Linked DNA regions of Homo sapiens: regions 2 and 3 are each linked to region 1. Evidence: chromatin loops called from intact Hi-C (ENCODE). Cell type or tissue: endothelial cell of umbilical vein. All regions are shown on one strand.

Evidence for each region. Peaks named below come from ENCODE experiments on the same cell type or tissue, not always from the same donor. Only the 100,000 strongest peaks of a DNase experiment are listed, where the experiment ranks them.
Region 2: it touches region 1 in a loop (5-fold over the local background); 19 of 110 quality-filtered maps call a loop at or near these places.
Region 3: it touches region 1 in a loop (6-fold over the local background); 11 of 110 quality-filtered maps call a loop at or near these places.

The regions. Positions count from the first base shown.
Region 1 is chr12:62,783,966-62,788,965 of GRCh38, reverse strand. It overlaps PPM1H (protein phosphatase, Mg2+/Mn2+ dependent 1H), which reads left to right. Exons shown (of 10, transcript NM_020700.2): 4 at 628-740. Among named protein-coding and RNA genes, the nearest start is that of PPM1H, 150 kb to the left of the region's middle. RefSeq lists a silencer at 2,669-2,778. In endothelial cell of umbilical vein, no CTCF peak of the experiment used is centred here; DNase peaks (open chromatin) are centred at 2,965 and 4,145; H3K27ac peaks cover 4,182 bases.
Region 2 is chr12:62,730,910-62,735,909 of GRCh38, reverse strand. All of the region lies in intron 5 of PPM1H (protein phosphatase, Mg2+/Mn2+ dependent 1H), which reads left to right. Among named protein-coding and RNA genes, the nearest start is that of MIRLET7I, 130 kb to the right of the region's middle. In endothelial cell of umbilical vein, no CTCF peak of the experiment used is centred here; DNase peaks (open chromatin) are centred at 2,729 and 4,629; H3K27ac peaks cover 2,650 bases.
Region 3 is chr12:62,700,335-62,705,334 of GRCh38, reverse strand. The region is part of intron 6 of PPM1H (protein phosphatase, Mg2+/Mn2+ dependent 1H); the gene reads left to right. Among named protein-coding and RNA genes, the nearest start is that of MIRLET7I, 99 kb to the right of the region's middle. RefSeq lists enhancers at 917-1,518, 2,727-3,330. In endothelial cell of umbilical vein, no CTCF peak of the experiment used is centred here; a DNase peak (open chromatin) is centred at 2,264; H3K27ac peaks cover 464 bases.

The DNA of each region.
Region 1 (5,000 bases):
TTGCTTCAGCACAGGAGTTCGAGACCAGCCTGGACAATGTGGCAAGACCCCATCTCTACAAAAAATACAAAAATTAGCCGGGCATGGTGGTGCGCACCTGTGGTCCCAGGTACTCGGAAGGCTGAGGTGGGAGGATTGCTTGAGCCTGGGAAGCACAGGTTGCAGTGAGCCAAGATTGGGCCACTGCACTCTAGCCTGGGTGACAGAGCCAGATCCTGTCTTCAAAAAACAAACAAAACATTGATCAGGTCCAAGTACTTGTCATCCTCAGCCTCTCTAGTGTATGTTTCACATGGTAGCTCATGCAATCCACAAAGACTAAATTTTCCATAAGCTGTGATATTTACTGAATACAACTTACATTTTATTTGCATTTTTGTCTGATTGTTTCTGTTTGCTGTCTATTGTTTCCTGTCTCTGGTTCACAGATGGTCTAATATGTGGCAGTTTTATGCCAGTGTCCTCTCCAGAAATGCTCATCAGGTGGTAGGAAAGCAAGCACTAAAGATTTTTCTAGTCCCTTCTTGAAGCACATTCAGAGTCTGGGGACTGTCAAGAGAATGAAAGTGAGAAAGCTTTTGCTACACATCCTGCACAATCCAACACTAACTCTGTTTTATTCTCCAGGACCTACAGATAGAACGAGAGAGGAGTTCATATAATATATCTGGTGGCTGCACGGCCCTCATTGTGATTTGCCTTTTGGGGAAGCTGTATGTTGCAAATGCTGGGGATAGCAGGTAAGCAGATGAGCTGTCTGATTCTTGCTAATTTCTAATGCCTTCTGATGTTTTTATTTTGTCTCAAAAATTAAATGATTAGAAATAATTAAAGACAGGCCTTCTACATCAGAATGAAAATGCATTTAAGGACAATCAGGTTGATATTACAAGGTAAAGGCAGTCTCTTACTTATGCATATAGCATTTCATGTACACGTCTGTGATAAATCTAAACCAGTAGTATTCAAACGTTTTTTGACTTCAGAATCTGTTTCTCAGTGAAAACTTAGCAGGAGCATAATATGTGAGAGTGATGAGGAGGAAGGAAAGGGATTCGAGTGCCCTGGGTGTTTGGAAGGGGGCCTGGGATGACTCCCCAGTTGACTCCACTTTTACTTAGTGACTTTGCACTGTTCTCTCCCAGAAGCTTCTCCTTTTATGCACATTCCCTTAGAAGCTGCAGTTGCCTCACGTCCGGGTTCAACTGAAGGAAATTTGAGCCAAGAGATCATTGTTAACCCTTCCTTTATCCAGCATTGCCAGGGAATAAGATACATTTATGTTTTTATTTCATTTATTTTTTAAAAATTAGACACAGGGTCTCACTATGTTGCCCAAGCTAGACCCAAATTCCTGGGCTCAAACAATCCTCCCACCTCAGCAGCCTGAGTAGCTGGGATTACAGGTTGCACCACCACCTGGCAGTTGTGATTTTCTTTTAAATAACTGATGCTTCTTCACTTTTGGTGTGGGGAATTTTTAAATTACAGATTTTGCAACAAATATTCTAACATGTATTACACACTTCTCCACCGCTTTCATAACGAAATATGCTGGCCTGAGAGTGGGGCCTTTTCCAAAGAACTGACTCTTTATTCCGAAAGTAGTAAAAGTACAGGACTCTTCCCCCCGAAGGGCTGTGAGGACTCTCATTCTTCTGTCCCCTTCCTCTAGGTCACATGGCTCTTGTGGGCTCTCCTGCTTGCTCCACCCTTTTTGAGGTCTGATCCCACCCCTTCCCTTTCCCCTTCCCTGTCTCCAGCTTAAGTTGCTGTTGCCTCTGCAGCCCAGACCACCAATTCCCTTGAGGCAATCAAGAAATTCACCTTAATTTTACTTCCATTTACAAAGCAGACTTAGGCTGAGGCAGCCTTCGTTCCTCCTAGTAAAGCGTCCTTTCCAAGGGAAGATCCCAGAGAACAAGGAGCAAACCGACCTGGCAGTGGTTTTGGGGGCTTGAAGATTGGTGTTTGTTGAAGGTCTGTTGCTTTCAAAAGTATATATGTGGTGACATAAACGTATATATATACATTTTACAACAAATATTCTAACGTGTATTACATGAAATGTAATTACATGTTCTAACATGAAAGAGGTGGAGAAGTGTGTAATACATGTTGTAAAAATGTATATATTTACGTTTCCTTGTAAAATTCTGCCCAGTAAATGGAAGTATGTGTAAGATGCTATCTATGTTTACCCCATGGCTGCCATTCCCATGTCTCAGGTCAGGGTTCTGACAGGAGACAGACTCCAACTCAGATGGGTCAACTGTGAATGAAGGAGGTAGAGAGAACCGGCCAGGAGTGTTGAGGTCCCCAGGAAGGAGTTGACCACCCTGAGGAACCAGGGAAGGAAACGCTGTAGCAGAGCCAAGGAGAGTGGGAGCCACTAATGAGGGACCACTGGGCAGGAGCTGTTAGAAGGAATGGGAGAAGATATGCTGACTTCTCTCTGCCCGCCCTCCCATCTCTTGCCTGACCTTCCCATCGGCTGACCCCAGCAGGAAGCCAGCTGATGAGTGGCCCAGGGAGGTCAGCCTGCCAGGACACAGACACAGGCCAGGGCCGTACCTCCAGGATGGGGACAGATGGAAAAGAACCAGCACATCTGCTACCCCTCCTTTCCTCTCCCGCCTCAGGGTTTGAGCAGCTTCAAAGACAGGAATCTATGGTCTTCAGGGGCTTTTAAAACACACTGAGTGGCCAGCCCCTGGCCTCTTGTTCAGTTCCTGATCTTGAGCTGGTCGGTAGACAGAGGAGAGCAGCAAAGGAGGCAATTCATTGCTCTTTGTCTGCTCCAATTGAGTAAGACCGAGTGGATGATTCAGCTGTTGCACTCACGTTCACCTTTTAAAGCCTTTATGTCTGGTTTCCTGTCCTTTAAAATGAGTTTGCTTCCTGGCCCACTCAGGGACTAAGGAAGTGACTGAGTGCCTTGCTCCTGGAAACAGGCCCACCCTACCTCCCAGGGAAGTGCCTTTCACCAGATGACCTGAGTCAGAAGTTAACTCAACTTCCCGGCTGGAATACCTTTATGTTAGACTGTTCTTCGAGACTCAACTCCTCCCCAGTGCCTTTTTCTCTCTTTTTTTTTTTTTTTTCCTCATTTTTAAACGTAGTTTCCTTCAAAGCTCCAGGCTCCTTAAAAGAGCCACCTACCTAGCCAGGGCTTCTAAGCCTGCATCCCAGAAGCTCCAGTCCTCTGTCCTGGAATCTGCCAGTCCCAAGAGTTCATCTTCTGGGCTCTTGCCTTCTGTTGTACTTAGGTGCCAATTTCCAGACCAGACTTCAATTTCATCTATAAAGGCAGTGGTATTGGACTAGATAATCTCTAAAAATTATCCCATGAGGAGTGACACTTTTAGAAAGTAAAGTTGTACTATAAAGTATCTTTTGGTTATTTTATATTTCTTAGAATTTGTTTTGGAAATGTTAATGTAACTGAAGTTCTTGTATTTCTAAGTGTTCATAAAAGTATGATGTTTTGGCCGGGCGTGGTGGTTCACGCCTATAATCCCAGCACTTTGGGAGGCCAAGGCGGGCGGATCATGAGGTCAGGAGATCGAGACCATCCTGGACAATATGGTGAAACCCCATCTCCACTAAAAATACAAAAAAAATGAGCGGGTGTGGCGGCACACGCCGGTAGTCCCGGCTACCTGGGAGGCTGAGGCAGGAGAATCACTTGAACATGGGAGGCAGAGGTTGCAGTGAGCCAAGATTGTGCCACTGCACTCCAGCCTGGGCAACACAGCAAGGCTCCGTCTCCAAAAAAAAAAAGTGTTTTGTTTTACATGTTATATCTAATCATTTGAAAAGCCTAACAGATACTTTTATCCTTAATAAAGCTGTAAAACATTTAAAAAAAAATCAAAAAAGCAGTATCTCTAAAACCTAATAAGCTTAATGATAAAATACTACCTCTAAAACCTCATAAGCTTAATTATGCTTACAGTATTCTAGTCCCAGTATCCAGATATAAATTTGGGGTTTTGTAGTTGATTATTTGGGTTTTCTGTTCACATATGGGTCATACTTCAGGAAACCTGAGAACAATGTGAGTTGGTATTTTTATGTGCTATCCAAAGGATCGTTTATGCGACACTTACTAGAGTGCTATTTGCAGCTCTTTTACAAACAATAGATACTGATATCATCTTCTAGGATTGTTGTCTAGTTTGCCATACTAATAATATAGGTATTTGAGCTTACAGAAATATTCAGTTATTCCCAAGAAACCACAGCTAAGTGAGCTTTGATCATATCTGTGGAAATGTAGGTCCATTATCACTGATTGACGAGCAGTCAGGAATCCCAGGGCTCAGTTTAAAACAAATGCTTAGAGCCGCAGAAGGTTCTGGCAACAGAGCCCTGATTAATGAAGGGCTAAGTTTTCTTTATTGCTAGATATTAGCTGTCATGTGCTTTTTTTTTACATCTTGACAGTTTCGAGAGTAAAAAATATTTGTTATATGTTCACTGCCCCCATAATTATTCACGCTCAGGAAAAGAGAAGCTTTGCCCTGGTTTGATTTGGAAGCTGCCAATGGTCAGGAACTAAGCTGTGTATCATCTGATTTACCATCAGACATCTGCACACTTAGGGGTTGTATTCAGGAAATGTTGCCTGATGCTGTTTGTGGCTTTATGGGTTTTTGAGTCAACGACCATCCCATTCAGAGGACATAGGACCATTCATGTAGGATGGTCCACAGTGACGCGAGTACCTGATCCATGTGGTCTGGTCCGTGCCCTGATAGAACTTGCCCTTCTACTCTGCCGAGCTAACCAGCCACAGAGGCACATGCAGTAACTGCTTGATGCATGCCAGTTGCTTTATTTTTCCCCGGCAGAGTCAGCCAACTCAACACCTAGGGGATCATAAGGGACCAGGAAAGAAGCAGATGGTGGGCGGATTTTCACTTCAAGCAAAAAATGAACCAGTAGCATGCAAATGTCATGCAAAGCAATATGCAAACTATCACCCATTGTGTTTG
Region 2 (5,000 bases), 53 kb after region 1:
TCCATTTCCAGGACATATCATGATTTCTCTGATCTCTGACCCCCATGCCTTTGGAAGTATGGTCTGCCTGGATGGCCTTTTCTTTCTTTTCTGTTAGGAGAACTCCTCTTCATTCTTTAAGACTCCAGCACAAATATCACTTCTTCTGCAAAGTGTCCCCTAATCCTCCTAGGGAGTCAGTCCCCAGTGCTTGTACCACAGCTTCCAGATCCCTGCAGTGTGGCTCTCAGCATATGGTGTTGCTTGTTCTGGTCTCTCCCCCTCTTCAGACTGTGTTCTGGAGGGCAGGCCACTTACCTTAGTCACCTCATATTGCCAGTATTCAACACAGCACCTGGCACAAGGGAGATATAGAACCAGTATCTGTTTACTGAACGAAAGATTTAAAAACAGGCTGGGCACGGTGGCTCATGCCTGTAATCCCAGCACTTTGGAAGGCTGAGGTGGGAGGATCGCTTGAGCCCAGGAGTTCAAGACCAGTCTGGGCAACATGGCAAAATGCTGTCTCTACAAAACAAATCCAAAAAAAAATTAGCCAGGCATGGTGATGTGTGCCTGTAGTCCCAGCTACTCAGGAGGCCGAAGTGGGAGGATCACTTGAGCCCAGAAGGCAGAGGTTGCAGTGAACCGAGACTGCACCACTGCACTCTTGGGGCAGCCTAGGTAAAGAGTGAGACCTTGTCTCTTTAAAAAAAAGAAAAAAAAAATTAAAAACAATATTCATATTGACTTCTAGATCATTACCAAACAGTCCTTTCTCTTCTGCCCTCCGCCCAAACATTTCACAGCAGGGTATGAAGCCTTTGCCTTCCTTGCCTCTATTATATCCTATCCTCACCTTCCGTTGTTTTTTTGTTTTTTGTTTTGAGACAGGGTTTCACTCTGTCGTCCAGTCTAAACTGTAGTAGCACAACCATGGCTCACTGTGGCCTCAACCTCCTAGGCCCAACAAATCCTCCTACCTCAGCCTCTGTTTAGCTAGGACTACAGGTGCACCACCGTGCCTGGCTAATTATTTTTTTCTTTTGTAGAGATGGGGGGGTCTCACTGTCTTGCCAGGGCTGGTCTTAAACTCCTGGGCTCAAGCAATCCTCTCACCTCAGCCTCCCAAATTGCTGGGGGTTACAAGCGTGAGCCACTATGCACAGCCCACCTCCTGCTCTTTATTGAAACCCATTTCCTATTCAGGTTTCTGTTTTCCTACAAGAGGCAATGAATAATAAGTTAACTTTTTGCACTTTCTGTTTTAAAATGATTTCATCTTTTCATGTTACAAGAATGGACCTGGGAGGTTAACTTGGTTGGGGGAAGTATAGGAATGCTGACATTTTCAGATTCCCAAATGTCAGCGGTATATTTTGGGATGGTTGAAATAAGATGCATGTGGCTTCAGATCTCACGTAAGTGTATGTAATTTCCACAAGGAACTTCAGTGACTCCCAATTTCTTCAACAGTAATGGGATAGAAAACTTCAGAAGTCTGTGTAAGGACTAATACATGCCGTACTGTTTTGTGACAGAAAGTACTACTCATTTAGCTATTGTATGAGGAATTAAAGTCTTACCACTACAAATCTGTCTTCATCTGTTTGGGCTGCTGTAGCAAAAAACCATAAACTGGGTAGTTAATAAACAACAGAATTAATTTCTCACAGATGTAGAGGCTGGGAAGTCCAACATCAAGGTGCTGGTAGAGTCAAGGTCTGGTGAGGGCTCTACTTCCTGATTTGTAGGCAGCCGTCTTTTTTTTTTATTTTCTTTAAAAAAAAAAAAAAAATTCATGTGGCAGAAGGCACAAGGATGCTCCCTGGAGCCTCTTTTATAAGGGCTCTAATCCCATTTATGAGGGCTCTACCCTCATGACCTAATCACTTCCCAAAGGCCCCACATCTAAATGCCATCACACTGGGGATTTGGCTTCAACATGTGAGTTTTGGGGAGATACATTCAGTCGGTAGCAAAGATCCCACTGGCCTGCAAACCAGGGTAATTTTTTTCCTCGTTTTTATTTAAGAACCATTTCTAACGTTGCTAAGATTAATGCATAATTTGGTGTCGCCCTTAAACAATCAGTGTGGACACTATTAGTCCACAGAACCGAACCTAATGTCTGAATTTTTAAAAGGTGAAAATGCTGCCCATATCCTTTTTAATCCTTACTCCTAAATCAAATGGGTTACTCTAGTTTATAACTAAAAACATTTCTCCTCAGACATCAGGAGTTTAAATACTCAGAACATAAAATACCCTGAGTTAGAATATTCATAGCATAAAATAATCTTATGGTGAAATCTTTATGGTAAATACTTGAGGGAATTAGAGATTAATAGTGTAAAATCTTGAAAATAGTATCGGCCAGGCATGGTGGCTCACACCTGTAATCCTAGCACTTTGAGAGGCCAAGGTGGGCAGATCACAAGGTCAGGAGTTCGAGACCAGCCTGGCCAACATGGTGAAACCCCATCTCTACTAAAAATACCAAAAAAAATCAGCTGGGTATGGTGGCACGCGCCTCTAATCCCTGCTACTCAAGAGGCTGAGGCAGGAGAATTGCTTGAACCTGGGAGGCGGAGGTTGCAGTAAGCCGAGATTGTGCCACTGCAACTCCAGCCTGGGCAACAGAGCAAGACTCCATCTTGGCAGGGAGGGGGGTGGAGAAAATAGTATCAACTATGAGAGGAAAATAGGAGTGTGATGTGGATTTCTCCCAGCCCAGCCCAGTCATGAGTCATTTGACCTCTAGTTTCCCCTCACACTCTGTCTCTGAATCTCCTTTCTTCCTGAATGAAACGGGTAGCAATACTTCCTTTTAGGTACTCATAACATGCTCAGAAATTAAAACGAAAAGTAACTGCATGGTAATATAAAATACAGTATACTGTGTTATAATTTTAAGTGCGTGTAATCCTACTGATTCATTATTTTAAGCATTCATTCCCTTGAATGATTACAAAATAGTTTAGTACAATGATAGTTGTATCATCTTCCTTAACGTGGCCTCATCAGTTATTAGTCACTGAAAAATTAACAGTGTATTCCTTGTTCTTAGGGTAAATCAAATTTTATATTTAGGGTATATGAAGAAACATCTATGATAGAGTCATTAAAACTTCTGGGTCCCCATCCTGGCTAACACGGTGAAACCCCGTCCCTACTAAAAATACAAAAAAATTAGCCGGGCGTAGTGGCGGGCGCCTGTAGTCCCAGCTACTCGGGAGGCTGAGGCAGGAGAATGGCGTGAACCCGGGAGGCAGAACTTGCAGTGAGCTGAGATCGCACCACTGCACTCCAGCCTGGGTGACAGAGAGAGACTCTGTCTCAAAAAAAAAAAAAACCGAAAACAAAAAAAAACTTCTGGGTCCCTAGCCACTTGCATTGAGCAGATGTCTGCAGTCCCAGGTCTGTTTGACTTGTAGAAATGGTAAATGCTTTTCTTGCTAGTGAAGAAGGTGGTCAGAGTCCTTTCTACATGAACCATTTTGATCCACATCAAAGAGGAATGTTCAGTGTTCTTGGTATGCACAGTCTGGACATTCGGGGATTATGGAACTGGAAGCAGATTACAAGATGATGGATGTGGCAGGCACATTAATTTTGTTTGGTCTTGCATTCTGACCTCAGAGGGCCCTTCATGTGGCTCTCTGGGTAATGTGAACTTTGTTTCATAGATTCTCAGGCAGGGTGATTAATTGAGCAGGCTTGAGGGTTTGACATGTTCACACGGAATGTGGCAGGTGTGTGATGAGGAGTTCAAGGGACGGGCACTCCTGCCTCAGCACCAGGGAGAGCTGATGATCTGCAGTCGTGACTAACCCTTGCTCTTCTGTTGCTGGGTTTTGTTTCTAAGGTCTCCATGGTGATTGAAATAAAATATTTAAGGGGCTTCACCAAGCTGGACAGAATGTTTTGGTGGAGTCAAGGCTCAGATAGGAGGGAAGGGTGTCTGGTTGATGGACATTTCACAACAGATTTTACTGTTCTGATACTGTGGCCTCAAGGAAATCACCCCTACCTTTGCTTCAGGTCACAGCCAGAAATGGATCTCCCTCAGGAGACATCCATAGCCCTGAGGTATGAGAGTGATGGTTTTCCCTCCATTCTGCCGGTACATATTTATAAACTCTGACTTGATTACATTAAGTCGTGCCGGTGTCATCATATCTTCAAATAACATACTTCTGTCCTTGCAGAATAATCCAAGTTTGCAGCTGTTTTTCATCAAGGGCAATGTATAGAAGAGATGAACGTGGGTTTCAAGTACATATTTGATGAACACAAGTGCAACATTATCTGAGGTGATTTCTTGCAATGTCCTTGGAACTACCCCCAGCTCTCAACGCCGAGCCGGGTTCTGTTTGTCTGCTGTTTCCCTGGTGCTGCTTGGCTCTCTGGGATTTTTCCTGCTCAAGAGTTGTCTGCAGAAAAGTATTCCTTAAGCCTGAACCTGCTTTGAAGACAGGAGGCTATAAGTGGGGAGGTTCAAGCGTGCTGGTGGGTCAAAATGACAGGTGCACCACCTTGGCATCCCACCTAACCTTGAGAGCAGGTGGCTAAAGCCAGCAAGCCTGGCTTTATTCAGAAAGAGACAGTTTCAATATCTCCGTGTTTTGCTCCCTGGGAGAATGTCTGAGTCATAAAAAAATCCACTCCAGTCCCACCTACTTCCTCATTTAACCTCCTTTCATAAAATGGCATATGAGGTTCAAATTTTCTAATTATAAAATGGCAGACTAGAAGCTATTGTGGCATTTTTTTCTGTTTACAATAGGTCCCCTGGATCACGTAGAAATTTAAATGTGAACTTCTCTTAAAATCTTCATAAACCAGGCAGAATTTTATTCGTATTCAGTTCTGTAATAGCTTATATATACAAGCTCGGTTCTTGTTACTTTGAGATTTTTGACAACAAATTAAGAACAGAGTTCTTTATGAAAGAATCCAACCTATACATATTTGGGTCTCAGCCATTTCACATTTTTTCTAACCCAAACCAAAATATT
Region 3 (5,000 bases), 84 kb after region 1:
TCAAAGCCTGAGCTCCTAATTTGGAAGCTACTTAGAGCAGGTTCTGTTCTTCTACCAAACTTTGAGCTGTGGGTAGGGACCCATTCACAGGATTGTGAAATCAGTTTAGTATATGGAGAGCAGCATTTTAAACAAATTGAATAGCACAGGATAGAAAGAAAATATCGGTGTATATCACATAGTTAGGGTAAATATTGTTTTTTGCCGTGTGTTTGTGCATATGTTGGGTTAACAGGATTGATATATTTCTTACCACCGGTGAAACCTCTGCTGTAACCCAGTAGAGTCTCCCAAAGAACATTGACCAGCAAAATGAGAGCAATCTCTGTTGCCTCTTGCTATTTTCCATAGGCCTGGTGAGAAGAAGAATCTTTAGGCCAAAAGAGAGAAATGTTTACTACTCTCAGAACTCCAGGCAGGGTCTGGCTCAGGCGTGCTGATAGGGAGAAGTGGGGAGGTAGGCATTTTCCTAGGGACTGTTGGTTAAACCTACCAATCAGGTGATTTCCTCCAGGGCAGCTGCATTGTCGGGGACCAGAGCTTGGGCCCCATTATGGAGAGTTTTCATGGAGGAAAAAAAGCCAGCAGCCTTTCTTGTGGCTAAGGAGATGAGCAGGTGGTAGCCAGGTATGCACAAGCTAGGCTGCTACCAGCCCTCTTCTGTTTATCACCAAATATTAATCACACTCACAATTCAAAGGTACTATTTGTGCCTGAATCTAACTTGCACTATATTAGCAGAAGTCTATCAGGTTGTTCACAGCTTAAGGCCTATAGGCTTCAACTAATTTAAAGAACACTCCAAGGACCAAAGAAAGAAAACAAGGTAGCATTTGTTTGGAGAGCTTCCATCCCACAGGGTAACTTTCCCAGGGATCATATCATTCAGATACCTACTGAAAATATCTTCCAACACATAAATTCAGGAACCCAATGAGCCAAAATATGACCCCCAAAACTAGATTTATACATACTTAAAGCCTGCTATACAATGATGAGCCTGGGGCGAGATGTTGGGTCCATCTCCAAACATTCTAAGCCCCAAAACTCCCAGCTGGATAGAGGGTGTTTCGCAGCCTCTTCAGACTCACCCTGGGGACTGATCCTTGCTCCACAACCCTGACTTGAGCCTGCTGTTGTTAAGCATGCCTCAGATTCACTCTCCTTCACAGTGCAGCTCTGTCTTTCCAGCAGACAGTTTCCATCCAAAGGCAAAGTGAATCTTAGAAACCGGGAAAAAAAGACTCTAAAAGATGACATTTAAAATATAATAGTAAGATCTAACCAAACATCAGACTCTTCTTGTGTTGCCTTAAAGGACACACACACACACACACACACACACACACACACACACACGCTTTCTCTCTCTTTCATGTAGTGAGGGGGGAAGAGCTGGCTGCCTGCTGTAAGGCCGCTTGAAGGTTCAGAAAGCAGCCTCCATTTACTGAGCACTGTGGTTAGACTTGGGGCCTGATTCCTTTGGAAATACAGATGGCTGGCAGAAAAAAAGGAAGCACGAGGTGGTTGCCAATCCTGCATTGCTTTTTGCAGGAAGGTCTCAGGAGAGTGGGTGTGGGGAGAGGGGAGTCAAGGGAGAGCCTCTGTGGATTCCAGAATTGCTTAACTGGGGTCATGCCAAGCTCTTAAAAGCCACAAGTAGCATTTGGGCTCCAGGCTTATGTCTGTTCCTGTCCAGCCAGGCCTGGGTGGTGTTTCATCCCAGGCCTCCTGAGATTTAAGCTACTGCTGAGATTTTGTTATAGAAAGGCAAGAAGGGGGACCGAAGATGTTTCTGTGCTCCGGCCTCCTCCCAAACCCAACCAGCCCCTGTGGAATGTGCCTCTGCCGGGCTAGGACTTGGTTTCTAATGAGAAGAAAACAAGGCTGCCTGTGGCTTTCTCCTCCCTCCTGGAGGGGCACTGAGCTCCCAGCTAAGGAAAAAAAAAAAAAAAAAGGGCTCCTTTTATGACTATTTCAATCTAACCCAGCTATACCTTCTTTAGATTATTATCTCTGAGGCATCCTTCTGAGTATCTGAGTCCTCATTTTAGAGGAGAACAATGGACTGTTCTGGATAAAGTTGCACGGGTATGCTCCTTCATGCTTACAGTAGAAAAAGTATGAATTAGGTGGCTTGATTGCTCAGCAGGAAGTGGTTTTTCCTACGGGGATGTGCTGTGTCTTCCTGCTTACGGTTGCCTGTTAGCTCTACATCTGCATGGAAGAAAGAATGAGGCTCCGAAGACCTTAATAGCCACAACTGATGGCCAAATAGCACCTTATCCTTCACAAAGGATGTTCCCAGACATGTTTGCCCTTAATCCTTGCAACCATCCTATGAAGTGTCCAGTTGAAGAGGCAGATTCAGTGAGGTCTGAGGGATTTTCCCAGGTTCATACAGCCAGTTCACATGACGATTGAGATGTGACTTCAGAACCTCTGACCCCAAGCCTGGTGTGCTTTAATACCACAGTGGGCTCTGCCAGGAGGGAAGAGAGACTCCAGGAAGGAAGATCCCCAGGGGAGAAGAGGCAGCCAAGGCAATGTCTAGAGATTAGTGGAAGAATGTGACTCACTGGTGTGTGTCATTGGAGCTGCACAAGTGAATTGTTGAGATTATGCTGTCCCCGAAGGGAGCATAATAGGGTCCCCTGTTATACCCCCCGGAGGGGATCACGTTCCTCTCGTTCCTCTTAAATGACTTTGAAGTCTTGCTAAGGGAATTAAGACTTAGGGAAACAAGTGGTATTTCTCTCTCTCTCTCTCTCTCTCTCTCTCTCTCTCTCTGTAGCTCAAGGTCATGACTTAGAAGAGAAGGGAGATCGTGGGAAGTGATTTATGTTGATGATGCCAAAGTGTGAACTCTAGGTTCCTGGCCCATGGGTTAAGCAATCAGAGTAGGGGCTCTTCCTGGAAATGGAGGAATCCAGCAAAGACTAGGAAGAACTTTAAAGGAGGAACTTGCCTTTAAACCAAGTTAGAAAATTGTCTTGGTAACACCATATACACTGGTGAATAGCTGTGGCAAAAAAACTGCCATTCTGACGTGGTACTAAGGAACTGAGAAAGGAATAGACGAGAGAATCATAAATGTTATTTTTTATGATTTTATAACTATTTGTATATATACTAATAATAAAGGGGAACTTGAAATTTTAATATAAGTAGGTAAACATATGTCAGAGGTATCACCAATGGGAACCCAGCCATGAATATTAGCCATAGAAAAGCTAGCTATTAAGGCAGAGTGAATGGGGGATATCTTTAGAGGGAAACTGACATGCTAAGGGAGAGATACCAGCCTTTGTTCATTCATTCATCCATTTAGCTTGTGTCTACTTTATGTCTACCATGTGCTTGCACAATTGTAGATACAAAGATAGACAGGTAAATAGGAAGAAAGTCTGTGCCTTTATGGAGTTAATGTGCAGGATGTTGGGACAGAAGGTAAACAAATTAATAAGAGCATTTCAGATTGTGCTTGAAGCACTGAAGCAGGATGAGCAGGAGCAGAGAACGCCAGACTTGTAGATGAGTGGTCAGGGGAGGCCTTTCCAAGTGATGTCCAGGAGCCAGCATGGCAGGATCAAAGGGAAGAATGGCCCAGACAGAAGGAATGACCAGGCCCCCTGGTGTGTCAAAAAAAAAAAACAAACAAACAAGAAAGCCATTGTTACAAGGCGTAGCAGAGTGATCGACGATGTCAGAGTGCAAAGGCCAGATCATGGAGGGCCTCATCATTGGATTGTATTTTAAGATGACGGGAATTCAGTGGAGAACTTTAAGGTGGAGAGTGATGCTTGTGGATTAAAAGAGAAATGTGGGAGATTTGCTAGCAGGCCTCCCAGCTATGAGGACAGTGTGAGCAAAGCTTTACTGAAGGGATGTATAAAATTGCCACAAAGACAAAGTATGTTTATGGTGGAGAAGTCCTATAACTGCTGCTCATTAGGGTAAAAGGGCTTCGGTGTGGCTGCATGGGCATCTCAAATTCAGATGTTCATAGAGAATGTCTGAGCCTGTAAGGACAGCACCTAGCCCACTAGGGCAAAGGTGGGAAAGGGGTGCTTGTGAGTGAGCATCAGCCGGAACAGCATAGTCAGACATAGAAAGCAGCCGAACAAGGAGACTCTTTGCTTTTGTTTTGCAAATATATTATGGAACAAGAAAATACGAATAAAGCCTCTGCATAGGGAAGGTAGTATTAATTTGCTTGCTTAACCAAATATTTATTGGGTACCCATTATATGTTGAGCACTCTTGTAGGTATAGGAGATGCCATAGGTAGCAAAACAAAAATCTATCCCCATAGAACTTAAAGGGCATGAAGAAGCAGTAGAAAAAATAACCATAGTAAGGAAGTAAAATTCTTTAACTGTTAGGTGGTGGTGGATGCTATGGAAAAAAAATAAAGCAGGAAAGGGGACTAGGAAATTTGGGGGACAGGAACAATGTTAAAGAAGACCATCTGGTTACTTGGCTTTTATTTAGATCGCAATAGAAAACCTTTGATGGGTTTCAGTAGGGTAATGACATGACCTGACATTCTAAAATAATTACTCCAGTTGCTCTGAGAACAGGAGTAAGGGAAAATCAGAACAGTTTTCAACACTCTCACTGCCATCCACCTGGTGACATCATCCTAGCACCATCGCCTCTTGCCTAGATCATTGCACAGAGGCCTGATGGATCCGTCCCAATAATGTAGGCAAGAAACTATGGTGCTAGGGCTCTGACAGCAGGGAAGGTGTTGAAATCTGAGGATTCTGGATTTGTTTGAAAGGTAGAGATGACAGTATTTGACATAATGTTAATAGACAAAATACTCAATCCTTGTTGTGTTACTGGAAAATTGAGAAGGTGACAAGTTCTAGCAAAGAAAAGTATCAAAAAGCTTTGCCACAGGTGGAGACAGGATCAGGAACATGTTTAGCCATAAGGTAGGAAGAATAGCAGGACCAAGGAGAGAAACTGGCCTGAGAGCTTCAACAAGGGAG